Linked DNA regions of Homo sapiens: region 1 is linked to region 2. Evidence: chromatin loops called from intact Hi-C (ENCODE). Cell type or tissue: PC-9. All regions are shown on one strand. Each heading gives the region's core, and the rest is flanking DNA. Links, peaks and the distances in the headings are about the cores only.

Evidence for each region. Hi-C counts contacts between places; a loop is a spot of excess contacts. Peaks named below come from ENCODE experiments on the same cell type or tissue, not always from the same donor. Only the 100,000 strongest peaks of a DNase experiment are listed, where the experiment ranks them.
Region 1: it touches region 2 in a loop (2.7-fold over the local background); 3 of 110 quality-filtered maps call a loop at or near these places.

Annotation. Positions count from the first base shown.
Region 1 is chr12:75,707,576-75,718,418 of GRCh38, forward strand. The region is part of intron 1 of LOC105369844 (a long non-coding RNA gene); the gene reads right to left. Among named protein-coding and RNA genes, the nearest start is that of KRR1, 200 kb to the left of the region's middle. RefSeq lists an enhancer at 3,669-4,170. In PC-9, for the core only: no CTCF peak of the experiment used is centred there; DNase peaks (open chromatin) are centred at 4,866 and 7,036; H3K27ac peaks cover 3,106 bases.
Region 2 is chr12:75,777,542-75,788,384 of GRCh38, forward strand. The region is part of intron 1 of LOC105369844 (a long non-coding RNA gene); the gene reads right to left. LOC105369846 (a long non-coding RNA gene) reads right to left here and starts at 3,924. Exons shown (of 5, transcript XR_001749217.2): 1 at 3,350-3,924; 2 at 2,686-2,753; 3 at 1,628-1,689. In PC-9, for the core only: no CTCF peak of the experiment used is centred there; DNase peaks (open chromatin) are centred at 4,300 and 7,270; H3K27ac peaks cover 2,657 bases.

The sequences.
Region 1 (10,843 bases), core at 2,554-7,553, 70 kb before region 2:
TCTTGACTGTAGATGATCCACCCACCTCACTTTCCCAAAATGCTGGGATTACAGGGGTGAGCCACCACGCCCGGCTAAAACAGTTGTCTATGATCAATATTGTTTTCTCTCTTCAATTCACTCCAGTGTTTCTCTTGGTCCCCACACTAATAACTGCCTCATCATGGGCTCTGATAGTCATGTTACCAAATGCACACTCAGTTCTCAACCTTCATTTACTTGACCTATCAATAGTATCTGGCATAGCTGATCATGGTCTCCTTCCTGAAACTTGTTCTTCATTTGGTTCTGGAATATCACACTCTCTTGGTTCTTCTACTTCCCTACCCTTTCTTATTGTCTCTTCATTCTTCTTCTTCTATGTAACCTCTAAATATTGAAGTGAATTTATAAGAACTCTAAGTAATTCATCAGCTTAAGGAAAAACAAAAAGAAAATGACTAATTATGTATAAATTGGATATATTGGGAAAAATATTTTTTAGCAGGGAGTCCTTTTAGTGGCTGTATCTGAAAACAAGGTCATGAATAGACTCTGCTCCCACAAACCTCTAGGAAAGCAGACTGTTCTTATAATCATGTGACTTTTGCAATTTGGAAAGCAGAATAAACTTCTCCCTGGAGGCCCTTTATCTTATTCAAATGTTAGAACTTAACCACAGGGTGGCCTTAAAATTTGGAAACATAGGCACATGTTTGCCATTTTCAAGTGACTAAATCATGTCGTTAGTTGATGGACTAGGAGAGGCGGTCCAGAGTGATGATTTAAGGCTGGTGCACTACCTCATTGCACCGCAGTGGCAGGGTTGGATATCTAGGGTGCACCTTTTTTTTTTTTTTTTGAGATGGAGTTTCACTCTTGTCACCCAGGCTGGAGTGGAATGGTACAATCTCGGCTCACTGCAACCTCTGCCTCCCGGGTTCAAGCAATTCTCCTGCATCCAAGCGATTCTCCTGCCTCAGCCTCCCGAGTAGCTGGAATTACAGGTGCCCACCACCATGCCCAGCTAATTTTCGTATTTTTAGTAGAGATAAGGTTTCACCATGTTGGCCAGGCATGTCTCAAACTCCTGACCTCAGGTGGTCTGCCCGCCTCAGCCTCCCAAAGTGCTGGGATTACAGGTGTGAGCCACTGCGCCCGGCCACATTTTTATTGTAGTTTTGCACAGCACATGGAACTACATATTGTGGATGAGGCTAACACAGTGAACACTGTATTAAAAGAGAATATCCAGAAACTACTTATGTGCATTTTCCTAAGCTTGGAGATTTTATAAGCACCCTGTAGAATCCTCTTCCACTGAGCAATGCAAGTAAATGTGTCATGACCTACTCTGGCCTTCCAGCTCAAAAAGCTTATTGACAATATGAGAAGTCCTTGACTCCTGAAAAACAAAGGGATTTTTGACCTCTATAAAACTGCCCAGAATAAACAAGGAAATTGATATCTGTGTAGTCCTTGCTGAACACTATACATAATACTAGAAACTTATACACATTTACTCCATTAACCCTTATAAATTCACAATGCAGAGATGGTGCTTAATCATCATTATCACCATATGGAGTGGGTACTAACTAACGTTTTTAGGCTCCAAGAGGTTAAGGAACTAAGATTTAAACTCATTTCTTCTGCTTCTATCTCTTCTCCATGCCACAGCTTTTGTTCCATTTTTACAAATGTGTAAACAGCGGCTCTAAGTGATTGAAATTTTTACCTGAAATTATATGGCCAATATATGGCAAAGCTGAAATTCAAACCTGAGCCTTTTTGACTTTGGAGTACCATGTTTTTTCATCTATAGCAAAATTATTATGCATCTTTTTAAAGGCAGGGGCAAAGAGGGAAGATAGAGGAAAGTCAGGAGGAAATTCTGGGTCTGTGTCTTTATGCTGGACAAGGATGAGCTTGATGTGTTAAAGAAAATAGCAGATTTCAGAACATTCATTATTTTGTTTTTCTACAGCCTTGAGTAGCTGAGTTGGAATCATCCCAGAATTAGGACCAAATTAAAGTTGAAATCACTGCACAGTTATTTCAATGGACAGGAGCACAGTGCTAATGAGGTCAGGGTCAGGACTCCAGACTGCCCGACTTTTCTCTGTTCTAGCGCCAAAATGCAGAGTTCCCCCTACACAGCCAACTCAGAAACTCACCCTGTTGGTCACAGGCAGGACCCACTAAGACAGCACAAGTCAGCACACTTGTTATTGCTGCCAGAAAAACAAGGTCCAAGCTTATGCCCTATGGCTGGTGGGTGAGAGCCACTAGCTTCATATTCCATTCAAAAGAGAGCCTTTTATATTGGCAGAGTAACAAACAACATGAACTTCATCTGTGGATTCTATCAGATGCAAAGTTGCTAGAATGGTTAATAAAACATCAGAGCTCATGAAGAAAACATAATTCTCTGTGCTGCCCCTGCAGGGATTCTAATCCTCTTTGTGCCCATTCTATTCCTGTAGGTGCACAGAGTTCCCTGCAAAGTGAACTTGATCCAGCTTGAGATACACAACAGAAGATGTAGGCCACCCAACCATAATATACAGCAGCACTAAAAAAAAAAAAAATGATTAGTATTTACTTCAAAAATATTGAGTTCAGAACAAATTGCATAAGATTTTGAATTTTTTTAAGTGACAGGTTACTTCAGAGAAGGACTTTTGAAAAAAGAAAAAGGAGCCAAGTCTTTAGATCTAGTAGAATGTCTATTAAATTGGAAATGTCTGTTTTCTTTTTAGTTTTCCCATTAATGAAAAGAGGTCAAGAGAACAATGTCTTCATAGAATGGAGGGTACAGCAGGGCATTAGCTTTTATTTTCATATGTTAATAAAAATCAGAATTGATATTTTTCAGAAAATTACAACAAAACAATGCAGCAAATATACAAAACTGTTTTCCTGTTAGGAAGTGGAGCTAGCAAAGTAATGCATCTCTTTTGCAAGATTTCAGTTGGGGAACAAAAGCAGCTCTGTTTGCAGTTTATTTCCAGGTGATTGTAATTATACTGACTCAGTCTTTTGCCCTAGAAGAGGGCTGAAAATCTCTGAAAGAGACGACTGGCCTTCTAAGATTTTCTGACAATGGGTACAAGAAGAGTTCTGGGTTCTTTTTCACACTCAGGTTATATGAGGCCAGTGTCTTTAAACTAAAAAAAAAAAATAACAACTATTAGTTACCTGCACTGGAAATTACTGTTGAAGCTCTTAGGTTCTATAGCCTAAAACATACAGCCCTTACTTCCTGCCTTTCCTGCTTAACACATATATTATATTTGCACATGTACATTTATAGCCAACAGTTGATCTCCAAGGAGCTTGGTTGTCTAGTTAAGCATTCCCAATACTGATTGGACCGCACATCCTAACTTCCTGTCTTTGGCCCATCTTCCACTGTGGCATGGTTGTTCTAGCTATATTTTTCTACCTTGAGTTGCTGCCCAAGCAATGATAACTACTAATGCTGAAAAGAGTCATTGATTTCCTGTATATCCACAAGAATAGCTCTTGCCTACACAAAGGGAAGAAGGCACTAAGAAAGAAGGCACTAAGAATCTCTGATGGGCCAATAGTTCAGTCTAGCAATGGTGTGAATGTCCCAAAGTACATGAGACGTGTCTGTAGACATTAAGCACTGAGTTCAGTGAATTAGTCCCCTACTTACTAAAGAAACACACCCTGATTTAGGGATTGGCAAATGTATACCTGCTAAATATTTCCTCACTCAGATACTCTCTGCTGCCTAGAGGTCAGTTTGACAAATTTATTTGTGTATCGTGTGCATTTGACTCCTTACTCAAGGCTCACTGTCTGGGCCCACAGATTAATTACAGAGAAGCAAGTGATGGAACCAGTCAGGACCATAGTCTGTTGTTTTAATGTGAAAAGGGCAACCCCTCCTCCTGGAATGTGGAAACTGAAGTTCGCCCCATCACTAATTGAATCAAGCCAACCACTAGAGCTGAATTACCTGCTTACTAGAAAGCCTGGCTCTTCTAACTATGTGGAGAGGGAAAAGGAACCTGCTGTAACATCTCTGACCCAGTCTTATTTCACTGGGGAATAAGAAAGGTATTATTTGCAAAACTAAATGTTTAGAAGCTCGCTTTGAAATCAGTTAGGGAGTCTGGGTGCTGATGCATGCTCTGTTCAGAAGGAAAAACTAAGCAGGATGGACTGGAGGCCAAGCACTTCCTACCTATTTTTCCAAATGCCCTACTTTCTCACTCTGATTGTCCACCAAACCCCCCCGTTTCTTTTGTCTAGTCAACAAAAATAGAACTCAATGCCAAGATTAATGCCAGAAAAATAAAACTGGGAACAAAGGGAAGATAAAAGTTGGATTGTAGAACTTACATATTTGCCTACATATTCCACCCCCTCAATACTACAGTTATTTGTGTGTTGTAATAATATACCAGCTTCTCAAAATAGTTACTGTTATAAGTAGATAAATGTCATAAATTAGCCAGGTAATATGCAATTGGTTTTATTTTTAACACCAATAGACTTTGGCCAAAATTAATTAATGGGTTATTAATATCTCAGAGATTTTTCTTTAAATACATCAAGACAGCTTGCTAGATAATGATCAAAGCGGATACATTTATTGTGTGGGCTATTCCTTTGTATAAAGGACTAATAGGAAAGGCCAGAGAATTTCAAGTCACAATTCAATTCTAACTTTTGCTTAATTTATCTTTAGAGTTTGTGGTTAACTTCCCTTACAGTTTCAGCCTTTCTCTATGAGGATTTAACTGGAACCCTGTAATTTCTTTGTACTGTCATTTGTATTTCCTGTCTCAATAGCCTCACCTTGAAACTGGGCAAGTTCCCAAAGACATCATAAGTCAAAGTCAAGTTGAACTACTTTTCAAAGGCTTTTTTGGTGCCCTTTTCTAACCAGGGAACTTTTATTTACCTTGACTCATGGTTCCAGGAGCTTAGAAAAACCTTTGCTGCTGATTCTGCTAATACTCAATAACTCCTTTTCAAATTGCCTAAATGTTAAGTAAATGCCATCTATAATTAACTGAAAATTATCAAATGCCATATTTGTAGCACTTGATGCCTTTTTGACTTTTTTTAAGTTGATTTACAATGGCAAACAAAAAAAAAAAGCAGTACTTTTTTCTTTTTTAAAAAAAATCTGTAATATGCCACAGTTATCTGGCATAATTATGATATGAGTTACTCCAGTGATAGTTTCCTGATTTAGCAAGTTGACCACCTGAAGCTTCAAGAACTATAACAGGAAGAAATATGCAGAAGATTCTGGAGTCCATCTTTTCTACTTATTTGTTGAGTAACCCTCACCCCTTTAAGCTTTAGTTTTGGCATCTATAAAATAGAATCCACTTTGTGAACTATGAAAAACACCTGGCTCATAATAAACATGGATTACAAAATCATGTTATTATTACAGAGTTGTGTTCTACCTCTCCCACCAGATACTGGCCAGCCTTTAGAGTAGAAAACGCCTCATGCCTGTTGCTATAAGGACTGGTGAAGGAGCTGCCAGGCAGAAGCACTGCCGGTCATCTTTGCCTTTTTCATTGCTTGTTCCACTCTTCCACCATCAGTGGCCTTCTGCTCGCCATCCAGCGGCCTCTACCCTACCATCCTCAAAGCTTCTATTTTCCACTGGTTCTTTTTCCCCTTTTCTTCTTTCTTTTGCTTCTTTTTCCTGTTTTCCTTGGCTTCTTTGCATATACACATCACCAATTAGCATATCCTTTACCACCTTTTCCTTTTAATCAGAGAACTGACATTGGTTTTCAGTTCTTAAAAGCTTTCTTTCACCCCAGAACTTAAAGCATAATAAATAATAATTAAAGCATAATAAAAATAATTAAAGCATAATAAAGTAATTTAAAAATAATTAATTAAACAATAATTAAAGCATAATAAAGCATACTAATAAAATAGATTTAAAATTTTTAAAAAAAGAAAAGAGAAGCTTTTTAGCTTTCTTTCTACCACAATCACTCTTATCTCTCTTTCTATTCAGAACACTTGAGGGTGAAAGTAGACTTGATCACTACTTGCCTGAGGTTTTGCTATGTCTAATGCCAAAAGTCATAATCAAAGTCAGCTACTCATTTCTATCTTTTCCGCTTATTCTTCAACTCCATCTATCACATAACTGCTAAAAACATCAACAACTCTTTTGTGTATTAATGATGATTGCTACGTTCACTGAATGTTGAGGAGGTGCCAGTATCAAGCTGAGCATTTTAATTGTAATATTTCGTTTACTTTTCACCACAATCCCAGGAGATAATAATAATGGTGTTGGTGGAGGGGATGGTGATGATAACTCCCATTTCATAGAAAAATAATCTAAGGCTCATAGAGGTTATCCAGCTATTAAGTGATTAGGGGACAATAACTAATAAATCTTGCTTAAGAGTCTTAGCCCTTAACTCCATACTCTATACTTTTTCTTATAAATTTGTTAGTAAGAAGTCCTCTGGGCTGATTAAACTTTGAATCAAAGAATTCTCAACTGAGATCTCCTGTTTAAGAAAAACTTACAGTAACCATCTGAGAAAATGTGTATAAAAGTAAATAAAATCTGCCTTTCCCTTCCTATTGAACTCTGTCATCCATCTCCAGTTTAGAGACAACCACAAAAATCCAAGTAGGAGTTTATTTTAAAGATCCCACCTGTGGGTCACAAACCCCTGCGGCACTCTTGATTTACTGCAAAGAGTTCCCAAATCCATATGTACACCAAGCAGAGTACAAGTCTGTTTTCCAAGTAACTAAATAGAGGCTGTTGAGAGGAATAGTAGTACAAATGAATTTTTTAAATTTACTGATTTTATAATCATTTCATCACTTGTAATCATTTTCATTTCCTCTATCAAGGGATGACTAAAGTAAGTCAATTATCATATGAATACATGATAACTTATCTTAAAAGTATTTACACTCAGAAAATAGGTATCTAGATGTGATTAGATATGAGGCTTCCTTTGTTATTTTGAAAGGCAGAGTTGCCCAAGCAGCCTGAATTTATGTTGAGATCTCTACATTCTAACTTCAACTCATGCTTTGTGTGAATGGTATAGGTTAGTGGTAAAGAATGCTGGTGCTGAATCATAGCTCTGATACTGATGAACTGTGTGACCTTTGGCAATTTACTTAACTCCTCTGTTGTTTAGATCCCTCTTCTGTATGGGGAAAGTAATAACATCTACCTTTTATACATATTTTAAAAGGTTTTAAACATGACGTCCTTAGAATAGTCCCTGGCACAGAATAAGCTTTCAGTCAATGTTGGGTTTTTGTCTGGTGCTCTTAGTATTAATAGAAGCAAATCCAATCATTTGAAGGAATCACGGTCTGAATGGCAGGGTTACTCCCACTTTGGTTATGAGAAGAATGGTAGATTTAATCTAGCCCTGCCCCCTCCTTCCTTGGTGCTCCTAATTCCTCTTACTTGATTTCACATTTTTTTTCTTTTTTCATAACATTCACACTGTAATGTACTACATAATTTATTTATTGCTTATTAAGTACTCTGTACCCACCCCCTACCCCAGGTAGAACATAAGCTGTACAAGGGCAGAAATATCTGTTTTGTCCACTACTATATTCCAGACACAAAGAGCAGTGCATAGCACAGAGTAATTGCTCAATAAGTATTGGCTAAGAATGAATATAAGGATAATTTGTCAAATATCTTTCTCAAAATTTCCTACATATTTCATTTTTCTCCAGCCTTTTCACTGCCCTTTCAAGTCTGTTCTTCAATGAACAAGAAAAATAATATCAGGACTAATATTTTGGGGGCACTTCCTGAATTCCATGTAATGTACCCAGCATGAAAAACACGTCATCTCACTTAATCCTATGAAAACAGTTGAGCTTTAAACAACGCGGGTTTGAACTTGCAGGTCCACTTATAAATAGATCTTTTTCTGCCTCTACCACCCTTGAGACAGCAAGACCAACCCCTCCTTCTCCTCCTCTTTAGCCCACTCAACCTGAAAACAATGACGATAAAGACCTTTATGATGATCCACTTCCACTTAATAAATACTAAATTTTTTTTCTTTCTTATGATTTTCTTAATAACTTTTTTCTCTAGCTTACTTTATTGTAAGAATACAGTATATAATACATATAACGTACAAATAACGTGTTAATCTATGGTTCTCTGGGACAAACTGCTCATGTTATTAGCAAAGCTTCCGGTCAACAATAGGCTATTGATAGTTAAGCTTTTGGGGAGTCAAAGTGATACGTGGATTTCCAACTGCACAAGGGTCTGCGCCTTTAACCCCCTAGTTCAAGGGTCAAATATGAGTACAATTGTTCTCTTCATCTTACAGAGGCTAAGAGAGGTTAAGGCACTTGTCCAAGGTCACACAGATAGTTTAAGTAGGAAAGCAGGTTAGAGCCCCCAGTTAGTCGTACTGTGGCATCTGAGCTCTCCAAGTATGACTCTGGGCCTGGCACAGTGGCCCTTCCATGGAAGATGGAACCTGAGTCCTAAGGTTAGGACCCAGTCCCAGAGGAGATGCTTTATCTGCACACACTGAGAACAGAATCCCCAGAGTCAGTGAAGTGAAACTGAGGCTGTCTATGTTTGCCAGCATGCTAACATGAATTTTACGGTAACAATGTTTCTATCTTCCAGTTCATTGCATTTACTCTGCCATCATGAATAACCTATCCCAGTGCATGCTAATCTAACAGCCTAACCACAGAGTAATGATAAAATGAAATCCTGCCACATATGAGGCCCTGAATTTTTAGCAGCATTTACCACTCGATATTAATTAACCTAAATGATCCATGAAGATTTGGCTTTGCAAGAAGTTTGACTATCTGTGGCTGCAAGGTTCTGTAAGATTATGTGTCTGAACGATTGGGATAATTAATTCCACTAGTCATGAAGGAGAAGCTCATGGGATTTGGAAATGAGATGTGGGATTTAAGCATGTCCCAGTTTCTGTGGCAACTGTGGCTTCAGTGACAACCAGTCAGGGCACGGAGTTACTGAACTGCCATCACCCTTGTCTAGCCTTGGGCACTTCCAGATCACTCTAAGCAGAATCATTATTATATCTGAGAATATACTCATTTTACAGGCCTGTGTAGGATTCAACAACACAAGGTGGCATGTATTAGAGTGGTATCCTAGAGCTCCCAGGCAAGGAGATTACTTAAACAAATATTCCAGAGAGGAAGTGATGGAATTGAAGTTGTGTGGCAAATATTGAGATGCTTAATGAGCACAACTGTCCCATAGAGACTCAGACACAGCTAGGCTGCGTCTCTCTAATCATTTATGGCATGATAGTGGTGCAATTACAGAGAGGGAATCCCATCCCCACCGTTGCTACTCAGCAGGCAGGGGAGCCTTGATGAGACTGAACTGAATGAGAGTTCTCCCTATCATTATCTTTCCATTCCCTCCTTTAATCCAACTGATCTTAAATACTCATTCAATGGAAATGTGGCCTTGTAAGGATGAATGCTCCTGTTCCTCCTTAACTATTTCTATTAGTAAATCAGATTTAAGTCAGAGGCTTAATATATTTTTTACATATTTCACACACAAACATACATTAAAAAAATAAGCATTTTTGTACTTTAAAAAATATTTTACATTCCCCTCAATTATTGAATAAAAATGGATTGGCATTTCCATAAATAAAAGCTGGAATTAAAAGAATAAACTGGAGCTGCTGAGCAAAAGTTTATCAAAAAGTGTTTTTAGGCAAATAAGCAATAATAAGCAATCGCTTAAATGATCTACATCAGAAGAATAACAATTTCTCTGGGCAGCAGGATGGTAATATATATATTTTTTTTAATGCAGCAGTCTGATATACTTTTTTTTTTTTTTTTTTTTTGAGGTGGAGTCTCGCTCTGTTGCCCAGGCTGGAGTGCAATGGTGCGATCTCGGCTCACTGCAAGCTCCGCCTCCCGAGTTCATGCCATTCTCCTGCCTCAGCCTCCCGAGTAGCTGGGACTACAGGCACCCACCACCACAGCTGGCTACTTTTCTTGTATTTTTAGTAGAGACGGGGTTTCACCGTGTTAGCCAGGATGGTCTCGCTTTCCTGACCTCGTGATCTGCCCACCACGGCCTCCCAAAGTGCTGGGATTACAGGCGTGAGCCACCGCGCCTGGCCAGCAGTCTGATATATTTTAGTACTTATTTGAACTAAAGAAGCAGGGAGCTGCTTTCCAGTCATCTTGGAGGAGGCAGATTATTTTTCTTTCTATGCACTTAAGGATGCAGGTACCTTAGCTGAGGTGGAATGGTAAACAATGGATAGATAGGTAGATGGATGACTGGATGGATGGATGGATAAATGAATTCATTCACTATTTATTGAGCACTTTTGTTTTGGATACTAGGGACACAAAGTCATCAAAGATAAAAATCTCTGTACTCATGGAGCATGTATCCTAGTGAAATACTAGAGAGATGCTTGAATAAATCCAAAATGGGTATGAGAGCTCTTAAGTCCCTGTTAAGTTGTTTCACAAACCATAGAGTGCATTTGCCTTAACCTGAACAGACTCTTAAGCATTAGTATCTGCATGCTGTGGGATTATTGCTGCCATTGAGATCAAACTGCCTTCTATACTGATGAATGACATATCCATGGATGGAGCCAAAAATTAAAACTAAGGGAAAGTATTAAAATGAAAAGTACATTTTGTTCCTTCTCTGTGAGGGATAATACACATATCTAAAAAGTACCAGGTGTGCTCTGTGCACAATTGTGTCTGCAAAGCTAAGGAAGACTGGTATTGGTCAGGCCATTCATGAGAATATACTTGGATTTTGCTTACTGTAAATAAGCAAAAGGAA
Region 2 (10,843 bases), core at 2,394-7,393:
TCAATAAATACTGATTAGATATGTAAGTGAAGGAATAAAATGTAGTATCATTTTTGTAAAATGTATCAAGAAAGATGGGCAGCTATGGTTTGCAAGCTTAGAACTCACCCAAAAGTCCATATGCTGTGTTTCAAAAACATTGAGGCTTTAGTTCTCGTATGAGTTTTGATGTGTCAAGATTACCCTTCATTTGCTTTTTAAAAATAAATGTATTCGCAGGACGGAAGAATTTTAAAAATAAAATTTTTACTGTGGCTTCTCACTGATAATTCTGGAATGCATGGGAATTTTAATTTTCTAATCCTGGTTCATATAATCAGGGAGTACATTTTTAAGGAACTGTGTTTAACTGCAATCTTATTTTAAAATGTTTCACAAAAAGATAAAAATTTTGGCAACTATCTTGGAAATCATGCTTTTGTCAGATGAAATAATTATGTTTTTCGATAATTTTGGCAAACATTGAAAGGGAAAACGTGCTCTAGAAGAGGAAAAAATTCAAGTGCATGTAATAGCTTATTTAACATAAAATAAAATGCTATTCTATCCTTTTGGTATGGCTGAAATATTTCCTAAAAGCAAAAAATTAAAATTTATCAATAAAAGACTAAGTGATAGCTCAAAATGTAATAATTTGCTGTTGTTGTTATTCTTGGTATTAACTTTTTCTGTTATTTCCATTTGATAGTAATAACATATAGAAAGTGTTCAGGGTCTATGTCAAAGCCAAGATTGACCACTACAGAATGAGCATTCAAAAATAGTGGGAAGGCCTGGTGCGGTGACTCATGCCTGTAATCCCAGAACTTTGGGAGGCAGAGTTGGGCAGATGACGAGGTCAGCCTGGCTGACATGGCAAAACCCCCTCTCTACCAAAAATACAAAAAAATCAGCGGGGCATGGTGGGACGCACCTATAGTCCCAGCTACTCAGGAGGCTGAGGCAGGGGAACTGCTTGAACCCGGGAGGCAGAGGTTGCAGTGAGCCGAGATTGTGCCACTGTACTCTAGCCTGGGCACAGAGCGAGACTCCGTCTCAACAAAAAAGAAAAGAAAAGAAAAGAAAAAAAAATAGGCCGGGCATGGTACCCCACGCCTGTAATCCTAGCACTTTGGTAGGCGGAGGCTGGTGGATCACCTGAGGTCAGGAGTTCGAGACCAGCCTGGCCAACATGGCAAAACCCCATCTCTACTAAAAATAGAAAAATATTAGCTGGGCATGGTGGCGGGTGCCTGTAATCCCAGCTACTCAGGAGGCCGAGGCAGGAGAATCACTTGAAGCTGGGAGGTGGAGGTTGCAATGAGCTGAGACTGTACCATTGCACTCCAGCCTAGGCGACAAGAGTGAAACTCCATCTCAAAAAAAAAAAAAAAAAAAAATAGTGGGAAGAGTAGTGAAATGAATAATGGCCAGGCCTTATTTCTAAGAATCCATTTTAAAAATATATTTTAAAAAAAGATCAACCCAAGGTGATTCTGTATTGCCAGATCTTGTAAACTTTATGTGTCGTCAAAACAATGAGGTCTCCTGCATTCAAAAATGTGTATTTCTGATCTATACATTTTTATGTTGACATGTATTTTTCTGTCACTTATGGGGCATGTAGAAAAGTAACCAAGATACTCACTGGACCCAGTTCCTTCAGAGTAAAGCTTTCATTCCCTTTAGTTTGGATGATAACCATAGATTCTGTAACCCAATGATCAAAGATATAAAAGAAATTGAGATTCAAAGCTGACAACATTGACCTTTGGGATAAAATTCTCTAGCTACTGTATTCTTTCACAGAATGCTTAACCTTTTTTGGTTGACTCTCCAAAGATTCCACCCTCAATAAAGCAATTTTCTATAGCTAGAATTAACCCTTACATATGTTTTTAAAAACCTTGAATTAGGTTTTCCACATAGAACATGTTCAGTAAAGGATTTGAACTAATAAAGGATTTGGTTTTGGTCCACAGAAGACACGAAAATGATTATTTTCTAGCAGCCCATTTATTCAATCATCTATTCCTTCAACAAATATTTATTGACTGCCTTCTATACTCCAGGCACTGTGCTAGACATTGTGGGTACAGCAATAAAGAAAACACAGTCCTTAGTCTTGACCTAATAGAAAAGATAAATAAGGACAGATCCAATTACAATACTTAGTATATATGTTGTATGACCTGTGCTGGCACCTCACCCAGTCTCCAGCAGCCCAAGATTTCCCAGAGGAAATGCCAATTATGCTGAAATGTGAAGGACCAGTAGAAGTAATCCCAGGGGAAATGGCAGCATGCGGAGTAGGTGAGACCCAGGTAGAAAGTTGTTTCAGATAGAGAAAATGAGATTGGCAGAGAGATGGAGTGTGGGGCATTCCAGAAACACAAGCTATCTCACTACCGGGCGAGTAGATTTTTGCTCCCACTGCTGTATCCTGTTTACAACCTCTTTTGACATAGACAGGATAGTTAAGACAACATCTGTGAGCTTTTACCATATTTGGATGCAATTCTTTTTTCAGCTCTCAAATTTGGTGACAATACTATTTCCCTTTACATTTCTTCTCCCTCATGCCATGTTCTGCCCCTCCCAGTGACCTCTGCAGTCTGGCTCCTTTGCAATCTTCAGCTGCCTTCCGACTACGTCATTATCACCATTGAAGGGCTAATGAGACTGGACAGGAGGGCTGGTGCCTACCATACTGGTGCTTAAGTTCGACTCCCAGCTGCCTACATTTCTCTGGTTCACAGAATTCCACTGTTCTCCTTTCAGGAAGAAAAGGATTACAAGATTAGCTTCATGATACCATTTCCAGCCTACCATATATAGTAAGAGGAAGCAATTAAATGTGACTTCCATGACAACCTTTCAATCTTCAGCCAGACTCCCCACTAGGATATCTGTCTGGAGGGAGGCAGCAGGGGTTTCAACTATGTAGGTGAGGTCAAGGAGTATATAATTACAGCCAAGTGCTACAGAGTCTAACAACTCTTTTAGCCTCCTGCCGCAAACAGCAACCAGTGTGTGAATAAGGCACAAAACAGTTGCCCAAGTTAGAAAGCCAATATTGTGGGGAATCTGGAAGTCTAGCTTCCATGGGTAGTGCAAAAGAGAGTCCTTGAAGTAAATAGACTCAAACAGCTTTAGGAAACACTGTTAACCATGCCTAGCTAGCCTTGATTTCAGCTGCAATGGAGAAAAGAAATACATTTGTCAGAATCCTATCTTTTTTTTTTTTTCAAGACTCAGCCATTCCAAGAAGCCTTCCCAAAAGCATGAAGTCAGAATGGTCGTCAACAACAGTAAATCACAGAGATTTCTGGGGTATAAGAAGAAAAACAAATGCTTTTCAAACCATTACCTTCTCAAGGAAGGTGGATAGACCTTCTAAAGGAAAACTCAAGATCTCCACTTCTGTTTTGAGCTCATAAATGGAGAAAGAGTATTTTATTTAGGTGAACATTTTGAGATTTGGGTTGGCAAAGGAGGGCTTACTTACAGTGGAGTTTGAGGGATATGATTTGTTGTGCATCATAAAGAGAGGAGAATGTGGCATCCCTGGGAACTCTAAAGTATGGAAGGAGGACTGGGTCTAGGAGTCGAGGCAAAATCTCCAGCTTCAGGAAACCATTACAGCTGCGGAGAAACTTTGGCCCAGGCTTTAGGGTTCTTGTATCTCTCTCTTAAGAGGAGAGATGTCTGTTGACCTTGGAGAAGAAATGAAGCATGAACCTGGGACAAGAGCCCGTTAGTCCCACATGGTTCTAGCTGGTGCAGCACAGAGCCCTGGCAAACTAGGAGTTAGTAAGGACTCAGATGAAAAGATGGAGGGGGAAGGGAAAGGAGAAGTCAGCAAAACGGCAAATGGTGCTGTAGAGAGTGGCTTGACAGCAGGGGAAACAAGTGCTCTGAGGCAGGATGGCCCAAAGAACTTCTAGAAGCAGGAGAGCTAATATTCAGTTTTAAATAGCTTGCTTTTTTGCAGCATAAACTCCTCCTTAAAGCATCAGTGAAATCTGCTGCACATACAAGGGCTTTGAGTGAGTGACTATTTCTGGGAAATCAAGAAAAGTGGCTCAGGTCCAGGTCTGCATCCGTGTGAAACAAAACAAGAATGATATAGATAGGAGAGGGGGAAAAAAAAAAATAACATGAGCAGGACGCAAAAAACAGAGATAAGACCATGACAAATAAGCCCTCCAGAAATGTGCATAATCCTGTGTCATGAGTCTGACTTTTCTCAATTCTAGAATGGGGTATGGAGAAGGTAATCTTATCTAGACCTCAGGGGCAGGTGACTCAGCTATCTGTCACTCAAGTGATATATAATGATTCTGCTGAGGCTTATGTCATGTGATTTGAAGGATGCAACAAGAATTTCCTAAACAAAATATCTAATATTTCCTCTTGGCTTGTGCCAGAGCCTGAAATCAACACCATCATCATTCTTTCAGGGTGAAGCATGAAAATCTTCCCTTAAAATACAATCATACTCTGACACTCATTAGGATCACTACTATCAAATAAAAAAAAAAAACAAACCCAGAAAACAACAAGTGTTGGCAGGGATGTAAAGAAGTTGGAACTTTTGTGCACTGTTTATTGGGTTGTAAAATGATGCAGCCACTACGGAAAAGCGTGGCTGTTCTTTAAAAAATTACAAATAGAGCTACCATGTGGTCCAGAAATCCCATTTCTGGGTATATTTCCAAAATAATTGAAAGCAGGATCTCAAAGAGATATGTGAACACTCATGTTCTTAGCAGCACTATTCCCAATAGCAAAGAGGTGGAAGCAACCCAAATGTCCATTAATAGATGAATGGATAAACAGAATGTGCTATGTACATGCAATGGAATACCATGCTCCCTTAAGAAGGAAGGACATCTTGTTATGTGCTAAGACAGAAATGAACCTTGAGGACAGTATGTTAAGTAAAACAGGCCAGTCACAAAAGGACAATAACCATACGATTCCACTTATACGAGGTATCTAAAGTAGTCAAATGTATAGATATGAAAATGCAGAATGGTGGTTACCAGAGTTTGGGAGGAGGGGGAAGTAAGGAATCGTTTAATAACTACAGAGGTTCAGTTCTGCAAGACGAAAACCTTCCGGGGATCCATTTCATACCATTAGAGATAAGCTGAACCCTACAGAACTGTCCACTTAAAAATGGTTAAGATGGTAAATTGTATATGTTTTTTAACCACTATAAAAGTGCAACCATTTTCTGTATAACAGGTCATCTTAAACCATCCTCCTTTACACTTTGTTATGAATTAATTTATCAGATTAGCTTCATTCTCTGAAGGACAGATGTGTCAGTTTTTATAAAGAGGAGAGCCAAAAGGGTGTTAGGAAAGGGAGGCTCAGGGCATCATAGAAGTCTCTGGGCATCTGGGAAGATGACCAGGCACAGAAGCTAGGCAGCTAATGGAGAGTGGAGTGGGGACTGCAGAAGCATGAAAGAGAGCGGGGCAACACAAAGACATGAGAAAATGCACTAAAAATACATTTTTTCTCATATTTTCCCTGAAGCTGCTATCCTTGGGTGACCTCAAGAACTTACAGGCAGTGAAAAGTTGCCTTTGCAAAGGCTGCCCTGAGAGACACTCAGAATAACACGGCTTGAAGGGCCCTTCTGGCAAGCGCATCACAGCTGGGTTTCCAGGACCACAAAGGCAGACTGAAACTTTCTCCATTAGCTGTGAGTGTGCCCTGCTGAACCTTGTGGGCCCAGATGGTGCTTATTTTTAGGCACCTTCGTCTTTCCATGACTAACTGGGAACAGTAAAGTATGGAGCTGGGTCTAAGAGCCAAGGCAAAGTCTCTATTTCAGGAAAGCATTACAGCTGGGGAGAAGCTTTGGCTCAGCAGTCTCCTGGGTTCCTGCCCCTCTGTTAAAAGGAGAGACGTCTGTTCACCTTAAGCACAAACGGGGTCATGGACTTGGGGCTGAGGAAGCCCTGAGAACATATCAGTCCCAAATAGCTACAGCTGGTGCAAAAGGAGACTGGGCAAAGAGCTGCTGCTTGACTGTTACCCCGATGCTGCCCCGATGGGATGATTCTGCACTGATGGGCTTTCAGCACTTAGTCCTGGCCTGCCTGGGCCACTCATCCACCCGTGGGCAGGACTCCAAGCCTCCAACTTTCATGACTCTTTGCTCCAGGCCTTGCCCACACTGCATCAAGGCCAGCCTAGCATGAAGCTCTCATGTCCTCAGAAGGCACCTGGCAGAGAAGCTCAGTGTGTGCAGAAAAGAAGTACAAGGTTTTCTGAGAGTTCACTGAGTAAATACAGTGACACACATATAGACTAAGAACCTCAGTCCATTCACTTGGGTATGCAAAAAATTGTGCATTACCTACTCTTCCCATTCTTGAAATCACTATAATTCTGACTCCAAGCTCCACTCTCGCTGGACCTAGAAGTTAAACCTACGCTTTCTTGGGTTTCCTCCTGCAAATATGTAAAAGTCCTGGGGTCTTAACTAGCTTCAAGATGGGGAATGCCCTCAAGGTGTCAGTTGCGGGTCCACACTGGCTGTGGCTGAGACACCCATTATCCCAGGTTCTGCTGCTTCTTTGCCAAGACTAGAAATCTCAGATGAAACAGGGGAACACAAGTGGGAGAACCCAAGCCTCCTACAGGTGCCCTTCCTGTCAACACTTCCCCCCTGAGGCCTTCTCACAACCTGAGTAGGGTACAAATTCTGAGGGCAGGATCTGTCTCTCCCTCCCAGTCACCAGAAATCTCTCCTTCCAGCCTTATTGTTTCTCATATGGCCTGTTCCACTCCAGCCCCCTCCAGGACACACTTCAACCATTTAGGATCTTAGGACAGAGTCTTGAATTTCATTAAAGCTTTTTCTGCTTTCAACCCTGATAAATCCCTGAGATAAATAATCACAAAGCTTGGCCAACATTAGGGGTTAGTATCTCCATTTGAAATAAAGCACAGGTAGCTGAAGTGATGTGTACCATGTGTTGGAGGCAAAACCTAGACAAAGAAGCCAGGTGTGCTGATTGTAGGCAAGTGTCCTGTCCAGGATGCCACCAAATTGCAAGTCAGAGAGCATGCAGCAAATGCTGGCTTTGGAACTAGCAGGCAAGAAACTGAAGGCTCACTTGTGTTTTATTATCAACACTGGGGAAGCTGAATAAAACCAGCTAGTGGTGGGCAGGGAGCCAGCATTGGCTTGATTAGATCTTCACTCTGTGGTTACCAGCCAGTGCCATCCAGGGAGAGCCTGAATCTGGAGGAGAGGCTGTGCTGCCAGTGCAGCCAGCACCTGTGTTTGACTATTTCTACTGCTTGTTTCAAGCAAACAGGCAGTGACGCAAGAAAGGCAGGAAAGAGGACTCTCTGAGCCTGGCATCTGGTGAGGCCAAGTTTTACTGAGCATGCACATTGCTTTTCTACCATCTTGAGGATAAACCACTTGCCCCTCGGTCAGAAGCTCTCCTAACTAGAAGATGTCTTATTTTGGAAACAAAAGCTAAGTAATGGGTTGACTCCTTGGTGTTTATCTCTCTGAAGTCAGCTTCATATATTTGGGGGCTGGAAGGGATTAGGAGACAGGACTGTTGGAAGCTACATCAGGAAGGTGGCTCTATTTTCTGAGATGTCCTCTGACTTTTTTGCAGAGCATCTCACTTCCCTCTGGACACCCCCACCTTCTTGCACCTGGCATCACCACACTGCCTTGCTCCCTTTCTCAGGATGCCACCCAGACCTGAACTTTCCGGCCACTGTATCAAGCACAAAAATGATACTGCCTTCATCATGCTCATCAAAACTGCCATTTTCTGGATGTCATGCTGTGTAGAATGGGGTAGCAGTGGTGAATGGGCCCACATAAATAATTCATTCTAAAACATGAGCCCTGCCAATATTGTTATATAAAAGAAACTTTCCAATGGAGTATAAACTTTACCACAAACTTGAGAATTTGTGTCAGCTCTGTTCGCTACCATGATTTGATAGAAAATTATCTCATTAAACCCAAAAAAACAGGCCAGTAATAATAATATGGTTGAAAATGAGCCTCAAGAGAAATATTTAGTAACATTTGCCAAGTTTGGAATGTAATACATTATTTTGCTATTGTTGAAATCCTCAGCAATAATAACAATGTTGAAAAAGTACTTTCTCAGAAGGGCTGGTAATTTCATAAGTTTAACTCTAATGTATTTGTATACAGAAAATGAATGATATATTGAGCTCCAAAAGAAATAAGGCCCATGGGGCAAAAGGGATATGATCAGGGGAAGGTCAGGTCTTTACTAGACAAGAGGCCTGAGATAAAATAAACATGGTCTTGTGCAGAATTTTTTAAATTTCATGTAATGAGGGTTGTGGAATCAATTCCATGAGTTTTAACCAAACTTCTCTTTGGTATGAAATGGAAATGCAATAAACTATACCACAGATAGTAAGGTCAGTATACACATGTATATAATATATACGAGTTTGAATAATATAAAATGTAACTATGACTGAGGATTGTGGTTTAAAATGTTTGAAAGCAACAAGTTCAAGGCACTGGTTTTAAATTATTTTTAAGCTCAGAATTTTTATGTGGAAGCTTAATATGTAAAATAGATCAAAACAAATCTGTCATCACTGCAGGCACTGGTGAAGGGGGCAGAATTCGGCCCTGTCAGCTCACTACAATCCACCTTCCCGTGAGCAGCAGAATTCTGAAAACCACAGGTCCAGAAATTACACTGCTCCAGAAATTACACTCTGTCAGTTCCCCTAGTATAAGCGTCAAATTGATTCTTACTATTGAGGTTTGAGGGACCCAATAATAACACCACCTATTCCACCTAAATTCTGAATTGAGAGAGACAATAGGATCAACAGATGACAGTCAACTATCAACAAAATACTAATAAAGGCTAGGTTGGGGACTGTACTTAAGTGCAGGGTATCAGTGGATTTCCTAATTTAACTGGCAGAATTAGATAGACCTATGCAGTCACGGCAGCACCGGAAACCTGGAAGGCCCCAACCCTAATTCCCACTCAGAGGCAGAGACTCAGAGCAGACAAGCCCATCCCAAAAGCAAAGGGATGAGAAAGGCTAAGCTAGGCATGCCCCATTCAGAGAAGCCAGGAGTGCTATATTAATTGATACCTCTCCACAAGGAAATAGGAATCAGGTGGAAAAGAGGTTCCTCTCCATGACACTTAGCAAAATGATGTATGCTTTTTCTTCATAGCACTTACTGCAATTAGAATTAATGTCTGCCTCCCTTAGTAGACTATAGACTTTTTGAAGGCAGAGGCTATATCTATTCTATATCCTGTTATATTGCTAGCATCTAGCACACATTTCATGCTCAACAAATATGTGCTACATGAATAAGACTAATGTAAAAATACTGTCAATATAATAGACCACCTATACCCCACTTTCAATACCAAGGTATTTGAGAATTGAATCATATTCATTCAATGTCAAGCAAAACTGAGGCAGGCCTACTCTTGAGAGTATTTGAAAGATTGTATTTACTCACCCTGGTGAACAAAGAAAAAAATTAGTCCTGGCAGGGCATGGTGGCTCATGCCTGTAATCCCAACACTTTGGGAGGCCAAAGCAGGTGGATCATCTGAGGTCAGGAGTTCAAGACCAGCCTGGCCAACATGGTATAACCCCGTCTCTACTAAAAATACAAAAAAAAAAAAATTAGCTGGGCATGGTGGCACATGCCTGTAGTCCCAACTACTCAGGAGGCTGAAGCAGGAAAATCACTTGAACCTGGGAGGCAGGGGTTGCAGTGAGTCAAGATCATGTCACTGCCCTCCAGCCTGGTGACAGAGTGAGACTCTTTCTTACAAAAAACAAAAAACAAAAAAACAAAAAAAACACCTAGTCCTACTCAAGGAAAAGAAGCCGTGAAAAAGTAGGAAATCTACCCCCATGAGAAAGAACAACCAGAGCAAAGCTTCCCTCTTCTGGAAAGTCTATCAGGTTCCTACAGTTTCCTAGAAGAAAAGCCTTTCTCTCATGTGGTCTCAAACTCTTCTCTGTGAGTAAACTATAAATCACTTCTTTCATCTTCTGTGAGAAAACAACTTTGACTTATCAAGCCTACCTTTTAACGTGGCTTTTGCCTACCATATCTACAAGGTGATGAAGCTGTTATAATCAACAAATCCAAGAGAAGTAGCTATTTAAATAATAAGAATTGTAGCCATGTTTCCTCGTGCCGTAAGTCCATGCTCTTAGGGGGCATTAGGTCTCCAGCCAGTAAAGAGTCTCATTCACAACAGCAGCATGTGAGGTCAAGTGGGAATGTACAGAGACACTAAGAACAGCCCTCAGCCAAAAATCTCTCCTTTATTCATCCCATATTGTAGACTCCACTGGGGGAAGGCTATGAAAACTCCTATTTAGATTTAAATATATTTTGAGAAGGCAAGCTTCTTTGACCTTTATGTCACACCCTTTATGGACTTAGAGCCCATCAATAAGGGTTATTGATAATTTAAACAGAAATTACTTATACCCTCTCTACTAAAAAGAGCAACATTTTATTTATTTATTTATTTTTTATTATTATTATTTTTGAGACGGAGTTTCGCTCTTATTGTCCAGGCTGGAGTACAATGGTACAATCTCGGCTCACCACAAACTCCACCTCCTGGGTTCAAGTGATTCTCCTGCCTCAGCCTCCCAGTAGCTAGGATTACAGGCATGCGCCACCATACCCAGCTAATTTTGTATTTTTAGTAGAGATGGGGTTTCCCCATGTTGGTCAGGCTGATCTTGAAGTCCTGACCTCAGGTGATCTGCCTGCTTCAGCCTCCCAAAGTGCTGGGATTACAGGTGTGAGCTGCCG